2 separate regions of the Homo sapiens genome follow, and region 2 is linked to region 1. Evidence: chromatin contacts called from ENCODE Hi-C or POLR2A ChIA-PET data. All regions are on one chromosome and are shown on one strand. Each heading gives the region's core, a stretch centred on a gene start or an enhancer-like site at or near the end of the contact. The rest is flanking DNA. Distances are from core to core; before and after follow the strand shown. Region 1 holds the start of SIAH1 (siah E3 ubiquitin protein ligase 1). Region 2 holds the start of CNEP1R1 (CTD nuclear envelope phosphatase 1 regulatory subunit 1).

Region 1 (6,543 bases), core at 3,523-6,022:
AGGCCAGGCGCAGTGGCCCACGCCTGTAATCCCACCACTTTGGGAGGCCGAGGTGGGCGAATCACTTGAGGTCAGGAGTTCGAGACTGACCTGGCCAGCATGGCAAAACCCCGTCTCTACTAAAAGTAAAAAGAAAAATTAGCCGGGCGTGGTGGTGTATGCCTCTAATCCCAGCTACTCAGGAGGCTGAGGCAGGAGAAATCACTTGAACCTGGGATGTGGAGGTTGCAATGAGCCGAGATCACGCCATTGCACTCCAGCCTGGGCGACAGAGTGAGACTCCGTCTCAAAAAAAAAAAAAAAAAGAACGGCTAAAATCCAGAACAGTGGTAGCTCCAAATCCGGCCGAGGATACAGAGCAACAGGAACGCTCATTCATTGCTTGTAGGAATGCAAAATGGTACAGCCAATCTGGAAGACAGTTTGGCAATTTCTTACAAAACTAAAGATACTCTTCACTTTGGGAGGCTAAGACAGGCAGATCACCTGAGGTCAGGAGATCAAGACCAGCCTGGCCGACATGTTGAAACCCTGCCTCTACTAAAAATCCAAAAATTAGCTGGGCGTCATGGCAGGCGCCTGTAATCCCAGCTACTCAGGAGACTGAGGCACGAGAATCACTTGAACCCAGGAGGTGGAAGTTGCAGTGAGCTGAGATTGTGCCACTGTACTCCACCCCAGGGCACAGAGTGAGACTGTCTCAAAAAAACAGCAGCAAAACAACTAAACTCTTACTATCTGATCCAGCAATCACATTCCTTGGCATTTACCCAAAGGAGTTACAAACTCATGGCCACACAAAAACCTGCAAATGGACGTTTACAGCAGCTTTATTCAGAATTGCCAAGACTTCGAAGCCAACCAAGACATCCTTCAGTAGGTGAATGGATAAACCAACTGTGGTACATCTAGACAACAGATTATTATGCAGCCCTAAAGAAATGAATTACCAAGCCATAAAGACGTGGAGGAAACCTAAATGCATATTACTAAGTGAAAGAAGCCAATGTGAAAAGGCTACATATTTTAAAAGCCCAGTTACACATATGACATTCTGGAAAAGGCAAAACTATGGTGACAATAAAAGAAAGAAGATAAGTGGTTGGGGGTGTGGGGACAAATAGGTGGAAGTCAGAGGATTTCTAGGGTGGTGAAAGCATTCATGTATGTCATTATGTATTTGTCTAAACCCATAAAATGTACGCCACTATAATCTTTGGGTAATAATGGTGTGTCAATGTAGGTTCCTCAATTGTAACAAACGTACCACTTTGGCGGGGAATGTTGATAATGGAGGAGGTTACACGTGTAGGGGCAGGGGCTACACGCGAAATCTCTTGTCTCTTCTACTCAAGTTGCTATGAACCTAATGCTGCTCTAAAAAATAAAGTCAATTAAAAAAATCTGCATAAGGGGATATATGGGTCTACATCTCAGCAGGCAAAAAGATTGGAGGCCAGGCACAGCAGCTCACACCTGTAATCTCAGCACTTTGGGAGTCCGAGGTGGGCGGATTACTTGAGCCCAGGAGTTTGTGACCAGCCTAGGCAAGATGGCGAGACCTGACCTGGTCTCTACAAAATAACTTTTTAAAAAATTAGCCCAGTGTGATGGCACATGCTCCTAGTCCCAGCCACTTATGAGGCTAAGGTGGGGGGAACCTTTGAGCCCAGTTGGAGGCCACAATAAGCTATGACATCACCACTGCACTCCAGCCTGGGCAACATAGCAAGACTATCTCAAAAAAAAATAAAAATAAAAATAAAGATCTGAATGTCATTAGAATACGCACAGTAGTAGGTGAGTAAACAAATACCTACTGAGCACTAGGTACTGAGGATATATATTAAAAACACAATTCTTGCCCTTATGCAGCAGATATTCTAGTAACTATAGCCATGGGAACTAAATCATTTAAAGTGCATTAGACATCCTGCTATTTTGAAGAATACTATTAAGGATACTTATTGTAAAAAGGAAAATTTCCTTTTTTGGCGGGGGGATGGAAGGTTCTGGGGATTTCATACAGATTTTGTTGAAAGAGAGGGCTGTACAAAAAATATCTAGATTTTAACATTTCACAAAGCGAATATGGAAATTCCACAAAATTCTGTTAATAAATCTCTTTAAACAAAGAACCTCCAATCTTTAAAAATTTTGTAAATCAACTGCTTAAAAATACAATTTAAGCAGTCACCTAAAACTCTGTAAATTACTAAACTTTGTTACCCTAGTTATGTAAGATCTGTTTTCAAAACACCATACTCACTGAAAATCCTATTTGTTATTTTATGTCATTACTGACATAGCTAGATAATTCCTTCATAACTCCAATTTAACCTAATCATGCTTTTTAATTACAGATATTAAGAAAGAATATTTCTCTACAGCAATTTCGTAAGAACTTCCCGAAGCTTAGAGGGAATAGATTAATATTTAACAGATGTAAAATGCATTAACATTGTTTCTGAATTTGTACTTTGTGGAATACTTATCCTGAAAAGTTATCAGTTTCACATCTATTATACGTATTTCAGTTTAAAATATTAAATGTTAGTAAATTATGTTGGAAAGATGCCAATAACGAAAAAAAAACTGTTTGGCATAAACTTTGGGGAACAAATTCTGGATATAATCGCAACTAACCATCCAAGATTACAGAAATCTGTATCTTTATTTAAATTTTCAGAATGAAACACTACACAACCAATTTGTGTAATCTACTTTGAGTCTCAAGATCTACCAGTCTAAAGTCCTCCTAACAACTAATTAAAATCCTCTCCACCATAATTTGAGCCAACAACTCCCAGATAAAATTACCAGACCATTACATTTGCCACCACACTACATTCTGCTCTTCAGTAACTTCTAAAAGTGATGGTAACACCATAGATACACACTCAAGTATTCACTGTCCCACTTTTCTAAGTTGGTTAACTCAAGTCCTTGAAAGTGAACTGATCAATAAATCTAAACTAGCTAAGAGAAGACCTCATTTTAATCAATTTGATTTTTTTTAATCACAAAGATATAGCCATTCAAATCCCCGGCCACAGCAATTTCCAAAATGCCACCATCTCAGAAAGTCTGTTAATTTATCATACAAATCTCCTTGTCCTTTTTAACAACAAAATGCATTGAAAGAAAAAACCCAGCACTAAAGATCTGTGACCTGATTTCACAAATTCTGGTCTATGCACTTTCATCATACCAACACATCATGCCAAGAAAACCTCGTAAGTTTAGCTATTAAACTACAGTCTTAACAGTAAGCATTTGTTGAGAACTTAGTATGGGGCTGCCACTGCTTTCAGTCCACCTATTGTCATCTCATCAATTCTCAACAGGGCTTGAGGTAGATACTGTCGTTACACCCATTTTGCAGATAAGGAAAGCGAAGCACAGAGAAGTATCTGCCCAAGGTCACAAACCAGTGGAGCAGGATTTGACCCAAAGCAGACAGTCGGACTTCACAGCCCGTGCTCTCAACATCCAACTGCTGAAGAGTTAACAATTTACCCTTGACAGCCGCTATAAGCAAAGGTAAATGCTCAACTGCTAGGAAGGGACAGTCAGAACACCGTCCCATATCCAGTATCCATGTCTCTCTGTTTGTTTATGGCCTCTATGACTTTGGCAAAAGAAGTACACACAATCTGATTTTCCGAACACCCAAGCTGGACTTTTCTGAATGTCCGAGCAAACAAATTATGTATCTTTCCAGGAACGGGCAGACAGCGAAAACGAACCTACGCATCGGAGTGGCCCAGGTTATTCACTTTAAGTTATAAATTTGGGAGAGTTAAGAAAGGACCCCAAACTACCCGGCAAATGAACCCTAGGAAATGCCAGGTTTATAATAAGCTAGAGCTTCCCCGGCACGCCGTTCACGCGCTCTCCTCTCTAACGACATAAACAAGGGAGGAGGCTGCATTCTTCCCACTGCACAATGAAGCCTCCGGCCGAAGCGGCAGGAAGAGCGCAGCCCCGTCCCGGACGGCTCCAGCCGGGGGTCGGGGGCAGAGAGCGGAGGCCGAGGCCCGCCGAGCGGCGCGGTGCGGCCCGGGCCTCCGGGCGCCGCGGGGAGGAGGGGGAGGGAGGGCAGGGCCCCGGCAGCTGCCCGCACTCAGCTGACCTCCGCCATGTTGGCCGCACACCCCGGGACCCTCCACAACAAAGGCCGGCACGAGGGCGCGGGGCGCGCCGGGCGCCACCCCCGGCCGGGCCCGCCTCCCGGGCGCGCGGGGGCCGGGCCGCCGCCGAGGCCCTTCCCCCGCCCTCGGCCCGGCCGCGCGGGGCCGACCCCCGCCGCCACCCCGCCGGGCCCGGGGCTCCAGGGGCGGGGGCGAGCCGGCTTGCGAAGGCTGAAGGCAGGGGAGGGGCGGGGGGCGGCGCTCGACCGGGCGGCCCGACTCCGGCCGAGACAAAGGCGCCGCCGCGCCGACTACTGCCCGCGCCCCGGCCGGGCCGCCCTTCCCGCCCTCCGCCATTACCGGGCCTGGGCGCCCGCCTGTCGGAGAGCCCCTCGCCGCCGGCTCCTCCCTCAGGCCGGGCCCCACTTACCTGTGGGCGGAGAGCGCGCCTCGGACCCCGGTCCTGGCACCAACGCGCTCCGTCGCCAACCCCCGCCACCGCGGGCAGCGCCACCGCCTCTTCCCGGCGCCGAGACCGACGGGACACCCTGGGCCGCCGCCGCCTCTCGAGAGCGCGCCCCGCAACGGCCGCCCCGGCTCCCCCCTGGCCGCCGCCGCCGCCGCCGTTTCGCGCGTCCTCGAGCCCGCCGCGCGCCCCCGCTAAATACCACACACTGCGGCGGCGGCCATGAGGAGGCGCGGCCCCGCGCGCTGGGAGCCTGGGGGGGCGGGGCTTTCGCGGGCGCGCAGGCGCACAGGCGTTGGCGCGGCCGGCGGCGGCCTCCGCGGGCGTAGCTGTGCGGGTCTCCAAAGGCGGCAGTAGGTGCGGGGGCTACTCGGCTACCGTTGCTGCGCCCGTGCACCGCGCATTCAACGGATCCTGGCACGTGGCGCTCTGGCCCGCGAGAAGCTAGCGCTTGCCCGTCGGCTCAGGGCAGCTCCTCCCGCGGCGCTTTGTTCCGGGGCCGCGTGACCCCCCCGGCTCCGGCCGGAGGGGTCGCCCAGCGGGATGCGAGCCCCAGGCTGGCCGCCGCCGCGGCCTTGTGCCCTCCCCCTTGTTTTGTCTGCTGATTTAGCCCAGCGCCTCCACGGATCCTTCCCAACTCCACTCAGTCCCAAAGAAAAAGCGGCTGCCCTGCCCGCCGACCGGGACCCCACCCCTAAAGAGAGTCCCAGCCTCTCCCGAGGTTGAGCCGCTCCTCAGCAACAGCGGGACGAGCTTCAAAAGCTTGTTTCAGCTGAAAAGTGGGTAATGGGGAAGCACGCGTTTTCCTGTGTCCATGCTCATCTGGAAAGTCCCTAATTAGGGACTCTGCATTCCACTTCTTGAAATAATAAAAGGAAAACATCACTTGCAATTCTTTGATGGGTGCTATGAGCAGAAGCAAGCATCTGAGACATTTACAAGCCCTAACTGGAATTCCATGTAAGATCTATTAAAATGGTATTCCGTCCGGACGCGGTGGCTCACGCCTGTAATCCCAGCACTTAGGGAGGCCGAGGCCGATGGATTACCTGAGGTCAGGAGTTCGAGAGTAGCCTGGCCAACATGGTGAAACCCTATCTCTACTAAAAATACAAAAATTAGCCGGGCGTGGTGGTGCACGCCTGTAGTCCCAGCTACTCGGAGGCTGAGGCAGGAGAATCGCTTGAACCCGGGAGGCAGAGGTTGCAGTGAGGCAGAGATCAGGCCATTGCACTCCAGCCTGGACAACAGAGCGAGACTCTGTCTCAAAAAAATAAAAATAAAAATAGAAAAATCCCATACCGGGCACGTATGTACAAATTCCCAGTGTATGATAAAGTTTATATGTGCAAAACACTAGTTTACAGTATTCCTAATTACATGATTTAAACTGCAATTTTACTTTCACATTTTTGGGGAGAAGTTATAGCTCCTCAGTACACGGGAAGGTCAATAGAGTTCGGTTCACTTCAGTTTAGAGGTAAATTTTCCATTTTTACAGACTATGTGCTTGGCATAGCCATGTGGCCTTGACCTGGTCGTGAAGGGCAGAGGAGTTCTGTCCTGGGCGAGGAGCAGCTCTGGGGTGAGATGTGTTTCTCGCCCCCAGAACCCCTGGGCCGCTCTGCAAGCAGTGAAATGGATACGGACTAAGAGAGAACTTGCCAACGTGGCGATTAAAGTTCTAAACACCCGGCTTTGCCAAAGTCAGATTTTGTCCTCCTTATCCCGCATCCCTTCCTCTACCCAACAGCATTTGTCCATCTGAAAATAACAGTCTGTCTCTGGCCCACTGCTGACAGTCGAGGACTTACCTTATAAACTAGTGGATTCTCTTAAACTGCAGGGGTGCCCAGGACACAGTGTCCCCTGAGGATGCCGCACACCAGTCTTGAAGTGCTGGATCGTTGACGTCAGGCACCCAGAAGCAACTTCTGCCTCTGG
Region 2 (7,358 bases), core at 129-2,628, 1.6 Mb after region 1:
AATCAGTCTCTTGTCTAATGAAAGCAGGAGTTATGGCTTGTGGAACAAAGGGATCAGTTAGTCAGTGACTGGTACTTGGTAAGCTGCAATTGTTTTAATATTGCTTGTTTAGCTGCTAGAGGAAAAAAACGAACATTGTGGCAGTTAGAACATCGTTTATTCTTTAAGTGTCTGGGTCTTGAGTGATTTAACCCTTGCCTGGCAGGGCCTTAGGTCTTGTTTATAAGTTGGTATGTTACTGCCACAAAAAAATCTAGCCCATCAGTCTTAGATTCTTTTTTTTTTCTTTTTCTTTTTTGACAGTCTCACGCTGTCACCCAGGCTGGAGTGCAGTGGCTCACTGCAACCTCCGTCTCCTGGGTTCAAGTGACTCTCGTGCCTCAGCCTCCCAAAGAGCTGGGATTACAGGCATGCACCACCACGTCTGGATAATTTTTTTGTATTTTCAGTAGAAACAGGGTTTTGTCATGTTGCCCAGGCTGGTCTCAACTCCTGACCTCAAGTGATCCACGCGCCTCAGCCTCCCAGAGTGTTGGGATTAACAGGCGTGAGCCACCGCGCCCGGCCAGGATCTCTATTTTAACACAACTATTCTTATTTGAAATCAATTACTTATTTGCATGTTTGTTGCCTGCTGTAGCCCTTCCTCTTTGCGGGCAGGAATCCTGTCTACCTGGCTCACACGCGTATCAATACAGTGTCTAGCATGTTAGGCAATAAAATGATTTTGAATGAAAGAATGCCACCAATAAATGAACAAGAAGGCCTTGTGATCAAATACAAATGTAGTCAATCCCTTACAGATCTCTTCTTAAGTTATAGGTATTTGGGCTTACACTTTGCCTCATTTAGGAATTATGAAAGCTGGGTGATGTGAGAGGAAAGTAACCAAGAGAGAAGTGTTTACTTAAGGGGTTGGTTATCTAGGATACCATAATTAAGGAAACTGGTTATTTAGGGTTCTAGTTAGTTCTGTACAGATTTCATTACTCCTTGAGATCCTTGAGGACAGAACCAGCTCTTTGATTTCTGTATCCCTCGCTAGCGACCAGAATAATGCCTGGAAGGTAGTGGGCGCTCAATCAACATTTGACGAATGAAAGAACCAAGCGGGGAACGGGGGATAAATGAATGAACGAACTGGCTCCGGAGGGCTGCAGTTCCTCCCCGGGGCAGCAGGCGACGCCAGCGTTACGCCCGCCTGGCCGCCGGCAGTTCTTGGTCCCTCCGGCTGACCGTCCAACGCTAGGCGCCGAGGCCGGTGCAAGAGACAGCCAATAGAAAGCTGTCTTAGTTGGAGGTCTAGTAGAGGAATCCAATGAGCGTAGCGGGTCTAGGCAAGGGGCGGTGCGACGGGGAGGGGCAGCGGGGAGCGGTTAGAGGTGGGAGTTGGCGCTGCGGGCCGGGCGGGGGCCGCGGAAGCTGCGATGCGGACAGGGCAGCGGCGGTGACCCGAGCTGCCGCCCGACATGAACTCGCTGGAGCAGGCGGAAGGTAGGGTGGGCCGCCCGGGCCCGTCCCCCGTCTCCCCTCGGAAGCTGGCGGTGCTCCGGAGGAGCCGGCGTCGTGAAGACCCCCGCCCCGGGAGGAGGCCGCAGAGGATGGAGCTAGGGGCCCGGAGCTTGGGGGCGCGTAGGCGGCCGTACCTGGCCAGACGCGGGGGGCGGTGCCTCAGCTCCCTGAGTCCCCACAAACCTAGAGGGTCGACCTCCTCGCCAGCTTCTATTTTTATTTTCTTTTCACTGGCAGACACTTGCACTTCGTGCATTGCAGCCTGCTAATTCATTTCATTTCATTCTCACAGCCCCGCGAGTTGTATCCCTGATTCCTGCGGTGGTTTCCGGTAACTGCCAAGGTTAGGAAGTGCTGCTCGGTGTTTTAAAGTTTAAAGCACACCACTGCGGAAAGGATACCCCACCACTCACTCGGAGCAGCTTAGACGCCCCTGTCTTCTAGAACTAGGCGCTGCCTGGGTGCCACGAAGATCACCTGTACCCCTTCGGAGGGGGCAAGGGGAATGTCTTTCCACACCCACTCGCTATCAGTGTCAAGAAGTCTAGTAAGGCCAGACGGCGTAGCCATTAATTAAATATAAGAGCTGGAAACCGGAGGCGGGTAATTGCAGTCAGGTAGACCTCGAAGACTTTGATGTTAGGCACTACGTGGTTCTAATAGGAAGTTCTTGGTTCCCAGAGAGCTAAAACTCGACCTGATTTTAATTTTATTTGCAACCCTGAAAATGTTCGCTTTTGGCGCTGGCCGAGGCTGCTGCTTATTTCTCCCAATACCATTTATGAAGCTTCTAAAAGTAAATCAGCAAGTTTTCTTATATGAGAAATTGGAATTAAAGAGCCCTAATTTTTTGTCAAGTGCTTAAAAAGCTGTCATAGTAAATGAAATAAACAGTGCAGTGATACATGGAAGTTAGTGTGTAAGACCTGAAGCAGTTAAGAGTATCTCACATGTCGTCTTAATGTTAGGTAAATACTCTGACATTTCGTCAGACGAGTAAGAGTGGCTAATTAGAAAATTGACATCTTTATACCTAGATCTCAAGGCTTTTGAGAGGAGACTTACTGAATATATTCATTGTTTGCAACCTGCTACTGGACGCTGGAGAAGTAAGTTCCTGAATGTTATTTTAAGGGAAAACTAACAATTGATACTTTTATCCTAATATAGGAATGATTTGCTTTTATGTAAAATGTTTGTTTAAATTTATTTAACATTGTAGACAATGCCTTATGAAGAAATTTTTAAGAAAAGGAAATTATAACTGGCCTTCTCAAAAGAACAGTCTATTTCGTGTGGTTGTTTTTGTTTTTCCATTAAAAAACATATTTTTTGGCCAGGCGCCGTAGCTCACGCCTGTAATCCCAGCACTTTAGGAAGCCCAGGCAGGCGGATCACCTAAGGTCAGAAGTTCAAGACTAGCGTGGCCAACACGGTGAAACGCCGTCTCTACTAAAAATACGAAATTAGCCGGTCGTGGTGACGCTGCCTGTGATCCCAGCTACTCAGGAGGCTGAGGTGGGAGAATCGCTTGAACCCGGGAGGCGGGGATTGCAGTGAGCCGAGATTGCGCCATTGCACTCCAGCCTGGGCGACAAGAGTAAAACCCGGTCTCAATAAATAAATAATAAAAATATTTAAATTTTTGAATTATTACAGTTTTGATAAAGACATACCTAATAAAAATTTCAGTAGCCCGTTTAGCAGTTTTATAATTTGCCTACAAACTATTGGAATAAAATTTTAGTAAGAAGAGTCATATTAATAGGGCTCAGTGAGTCACGCATATAATCCCAGCACTTTGGGAGGCCGAGGCTGGAGTATTGCTTGAGCATGGGAGTTTGAGACCAGCCTGGGTAACATGGAGAGACCCCATCGCGGTGGCTCACGTCTGTAATCCCAACACTTTGGTAGGCCGAGGCGGACGGATCACGAGGTCAGGAGAGCGAGACCATCCTGGCTAATACGGTGAAACCCCGTCTCTACTAAAAATAAAAAAATTAGCCGGGCGTGGTGGCGGGCGCCTGTAGTCCCAGCTACTCTGGAGGCTGAGGCAGGAGAATGGAGTGAACCCAGGAGGCAGAGCTTGCAGTGAGCCGAGATTGCACCACTGCACTCCAACCTGGGCGACAGAGCGAGACTCTGTCTCAAAAAAAAAAAAAAAAAAATTTAGCCAGGCATGGTGGCACACCCCGAGGTCCCAGCAACTTGGGAGGATCACTTGAGCCCAGGAGGTCGAGGCTGTAGTGAGCTATGTAGTGAGCTAAGTGAGCTATGTTCACTGCACTCCAGCTTAGGGAACAGAGGGAGACCCTGTGTTTAAAAAAAAAAAAAAGTAAAGTCATGTTATTTAATGTATACTTGGAAAAGTTACAAAATTACCCTTAGTTGATTTTTAACAAAGCATAATTGTGCTGCTTTGAAGTCTGACCTAGAAAATTCACATTATTACTATCTATTCATAAGTATCATGAGTGCTACAAAATATAATTTGAACAGTGCTTACTTGCCCATGGAAATACATAGGAAATGTGGACAAATATATGAGCCATGAGATCATCAAACAAAATGCTTTGTTAATATGTGTTTGGAATAGTTTTTATTTGTTTTTGTTTTGGAAATGGAGTCTAGCTCTGTTGCCCAGGCTGGAGTGCAGTGGCGCCATCTTCGCTCACTGCAACCTCTGCCTCCCGGGTTCAAGTGATTCTCCTGCCTCATCCTCCCTAGTAGCTGAGATTACAGGTGCCCGCCACCACGGCAGCTAATTTTTTTGTGTATTTTTAGTAGAGATAGGGTTTCTGCATTTTGGCCAGGCTGGTGTCAAACTCCTCACCTCAGGTGATCCTCCCATCCTGGCTTCCCAAAGTGCTAGGATTACAGGTGTGAGCCACCACGCTGGGCCAAATAGTTTTAATTTCCTAGATGGTCATTATTTAGATTTAATTCCTATCAAGAAGGAAGTGTAGTAGCACACATTGAGGATTTACTTTATTTCAAAGTGTAAATCAGTTTGCTGGACCAAAAAAGCACTATTGAAGCTAAGGATCTAAGGATCTGGCAAGATTTTTTTGTATAATTTTTATTAAATCTATTTGCAAAGTTTTATTAGTATGCTGTGAGAATTCTGGTTGGTCAGAATTTACAGGTAATGATTTTCCTAGGTTCTCTGGTTTACCTAGGAATTATCCCCAAAACCTATGTTTCACTGTTACTTGAAAATCTTTTAAAATGTATATGATACTGCCCTATCTTATAAAATGTGATATAAATATACTTTACTTTTTCTCTGACTCATGGTCTTAGCACTTACTTGGTTAATGAACCAGTCAAATAAAGCATGTGTATGAGGTCCTTTCTAGTGTATTGATTTTGCTTTTTCTTATTTTTTTAAAACATACATGTGTAATATAGTGCATTTCTGGAAATACAGAATTGTAAGAAATTGAGTTCAGTCTGTTCTGAGTTCAGAACATAGTTTTGATATTTTGATCCTATTTAATACCTAAAACAAGATTTTTTTTCTTTAGTTTACGTCTTCTAAAAGTACATCAAGGAATTCTAGATAATTAAGGTTTTACTATATTTGTATATTTGCTATATTTCTGTTGTTCTTGGAAACTGAATTTCCACATTTGAAAAATGTATGCATCCTAGCTGAAAGACAGGCAACGGTCATCATCTCCAGAATATTAACTGGGTCTTGATGCCCCTTTATTATTTTTTACTAATACCATTCTTAAGTTTTACTTATGATTTATTTAGAATTTCTAAAATCATTCTAGCTTAGTGGAGAGAAAGACCTTTTCTAAGTTTTACTGGCAGTAATTTCTACCCTACCTTTCTTTAAGTCTCTTAAAGAAAATCCGATACTAACTGGTGTGCTCCATACTTCCTGCACTGACTTTAATGTAACCATGGCAGTCATCTGCAAAGCAAAATCCTTTAGTCAGTCTTCTCAGTACATTCAAAAAGGAGTCTTTGATGGTTTGTTTACAGTAGAAAATGAGTTTGTTTTTTTAATTTGAGTTTACAAGATCTGCAAAATCTTCACTAAGCACAGTGAACGTTACATAGCGTAGACTCTTCTACTGAAGTGTCACCATCGAATTGCTTTTTATTTCATTGATCATCATAAGTTCTGACCAAATCATAAGAGAAACAGTATCCTTAATTACTAAGGTTCACAATGTTTAAGAGAATTCCTCGAAGCCAGATGGCAAGCCTTCTAATTCCTGAGTCTAGTTAGTGCATTTTCCATTTAATAAAGTGCTATATTCTTTGGTTGTCATTTAGTAGGAACTGGTGGTGATAGTATCACATATTAAGTATGTATTTGCTTACTAATTTCGTGTTTATCTTTCATCAGTGCTTCTTATAGTGGTATCTGTCTGTACAGCTACTGGTGCCTGGAACTGGTTAATAGACCCTGAGACACAAAAGGTAGAAGTTTTGTTTTAAAATCATTAGCATAATTAAATGAGATAATGGATATTGTAGTGCTTTGTTAATGATAAAGTATTCAAACACTACCTATTAACTACTACTAGTGATATTGTCATATTAAAAATATGCCTTTTATTAATTTGCTCAAGGAAGATTTTGGCTGGCTATTGTGAATTAAGTATGTCTACAGGGAAAAGGTCTAAGAGATGCTATTATTTCTTAGACATTTATTTGTTATTTGTCATTCACTTCTGAATTTATCATTTTTACATTTTTTTTATATCTCTCATTTTTACTTCAGTGTGAGTATTATCTTCATTCTGCTTTGTTCATTGAGTGTCATCAGTGCCAGCTTTTAAAAGTTCTAAAATAGGCCAGGCATGGTGGCTCATACCTGGAATCCCAACACTTTGGGAGGCCAAGGGAGGAGTTCAAGACCAGCCTGGGCAATGTCATATAGCAAGACCCCATCTCTACAAAAAATTTAAAAATCAGCCAAGTGTAGCATGCTGTACCCAGCTACTTGGGAGGCTGAGGTGGGAGGATCACTTGAGCTCAGGAGATCGAGGCTGCAGTGAGCTATGATTGTGCCACTACACTCCAGCCTGTGTGACAGAGCTAGACCCTGTCTCAGAAAAAAAGAGGGAGAGAAAAAAATTGTAAAATAACATTTTCTTCTATGAGTTATCTCTGTTAATACCTTTCTTCATCCCATAAAACACTGGAGATGACTTTACAGGAAACACACATGATAAAATAGCAAAATACACATATAATAAAAAGTCAGGACTAGATAAAAACAAGTTGGACCATGAGGTCAAAACCAGAAAGGAAACCAGCTCACTGATGTATAGGCCATGTTTCCCAACACACTTGCCAGAATTGGATTATAAATTAGTCTCTGAGTTACCTAATCAGTGAAGTCACAGTTAATTCTGTGATTTTCATTGCCTGTAAGATAACACATATATCAATTCCTTGGGCTAGCAAAGCTTTTCTTTCCCAACATTTATCTCTGAAAAAAAATTTCTTGCCTGAAGTTTAATACAGGAAACACTGAGGGATCTCCCACTGGGCACTGTGCAAGAATATCCCTATACCAAATGCAATAACTGATTTCATAATGTTATTCCTTGAAGCATCCTTTGATGAAAGCTGATAGCATGTTTCTCAAATTTCCACCTCTTTCTACTAATTTGTGCTTTAATTTCAAACTCAGGGCTTTTTTTTATTAGAGAAGTAGTTAGTCTCCAATTTTTTAGTGAAGTTTCTTTCCCCCAGTGCAGTTTTATTTAGGGAGTAATGATGTAATTTTCACAAATCTTAAAAATCCCCTCCCCGCTTTAAGCTGCAATTAAGTAGACTACTTTCAGTAGCTCTATTTGTACCTTTTAGGTTTTACA

The links. Hi-C counts contacts between places; a loop is a spot of excess contacts on that map. ChIA-PET counts read pairs that join two places held with the same protein, here RNA polymerase II (POLR2A). Pooled maps may share reads with other maps.
Region 2: a loop to region 1 is called in a pooled map, with 3 times the contacts of the local background. The contact joins the promoter of CNEP1R1 here to the promoter of SIAH1 in region 1. A Hi-C loop is called at or near these places in 2 of 50 pooled maps. POLR2A ChIA-PET finds 5 or more read pairs at or near these places in 2 of 52 experiments (MCF 10A and activated CD4-positive, alpha-beta T cell).

The regions. Positions count from the first base shown.
Region 1 is chr16:48,380,641-48,387,183 of GRCh38, forward strand. SIAH1 (siah E3 ubiquitin protein ligase 1) reads right to left here and starts at 4,773. Exons shown (of 2, transcript NM_003031.4): 1 at 4,564-4,773. RefSeq lists silencers at 3,852-4,121, 4,212-4,281, 4,382-5,201.
Region 2 is chr16:50,023,847-50,031,204 of GRCh38, forward strand. It overlaps CNEP1R1 (CTD nuclear envelope phosphatase 1 regulatory subunit 1), which reads left to right and starts at 1,379. Exons shown (of 6, transcript NM_001281789.2): 1 at 1,379-1,494; 2 at 2,550-2,621; 3 at 5,879-5,952. The coding sequence starts at 1,470. RefSeq lists an enhancer at 1,068-1,569 and a silencer at 1,383-1,692.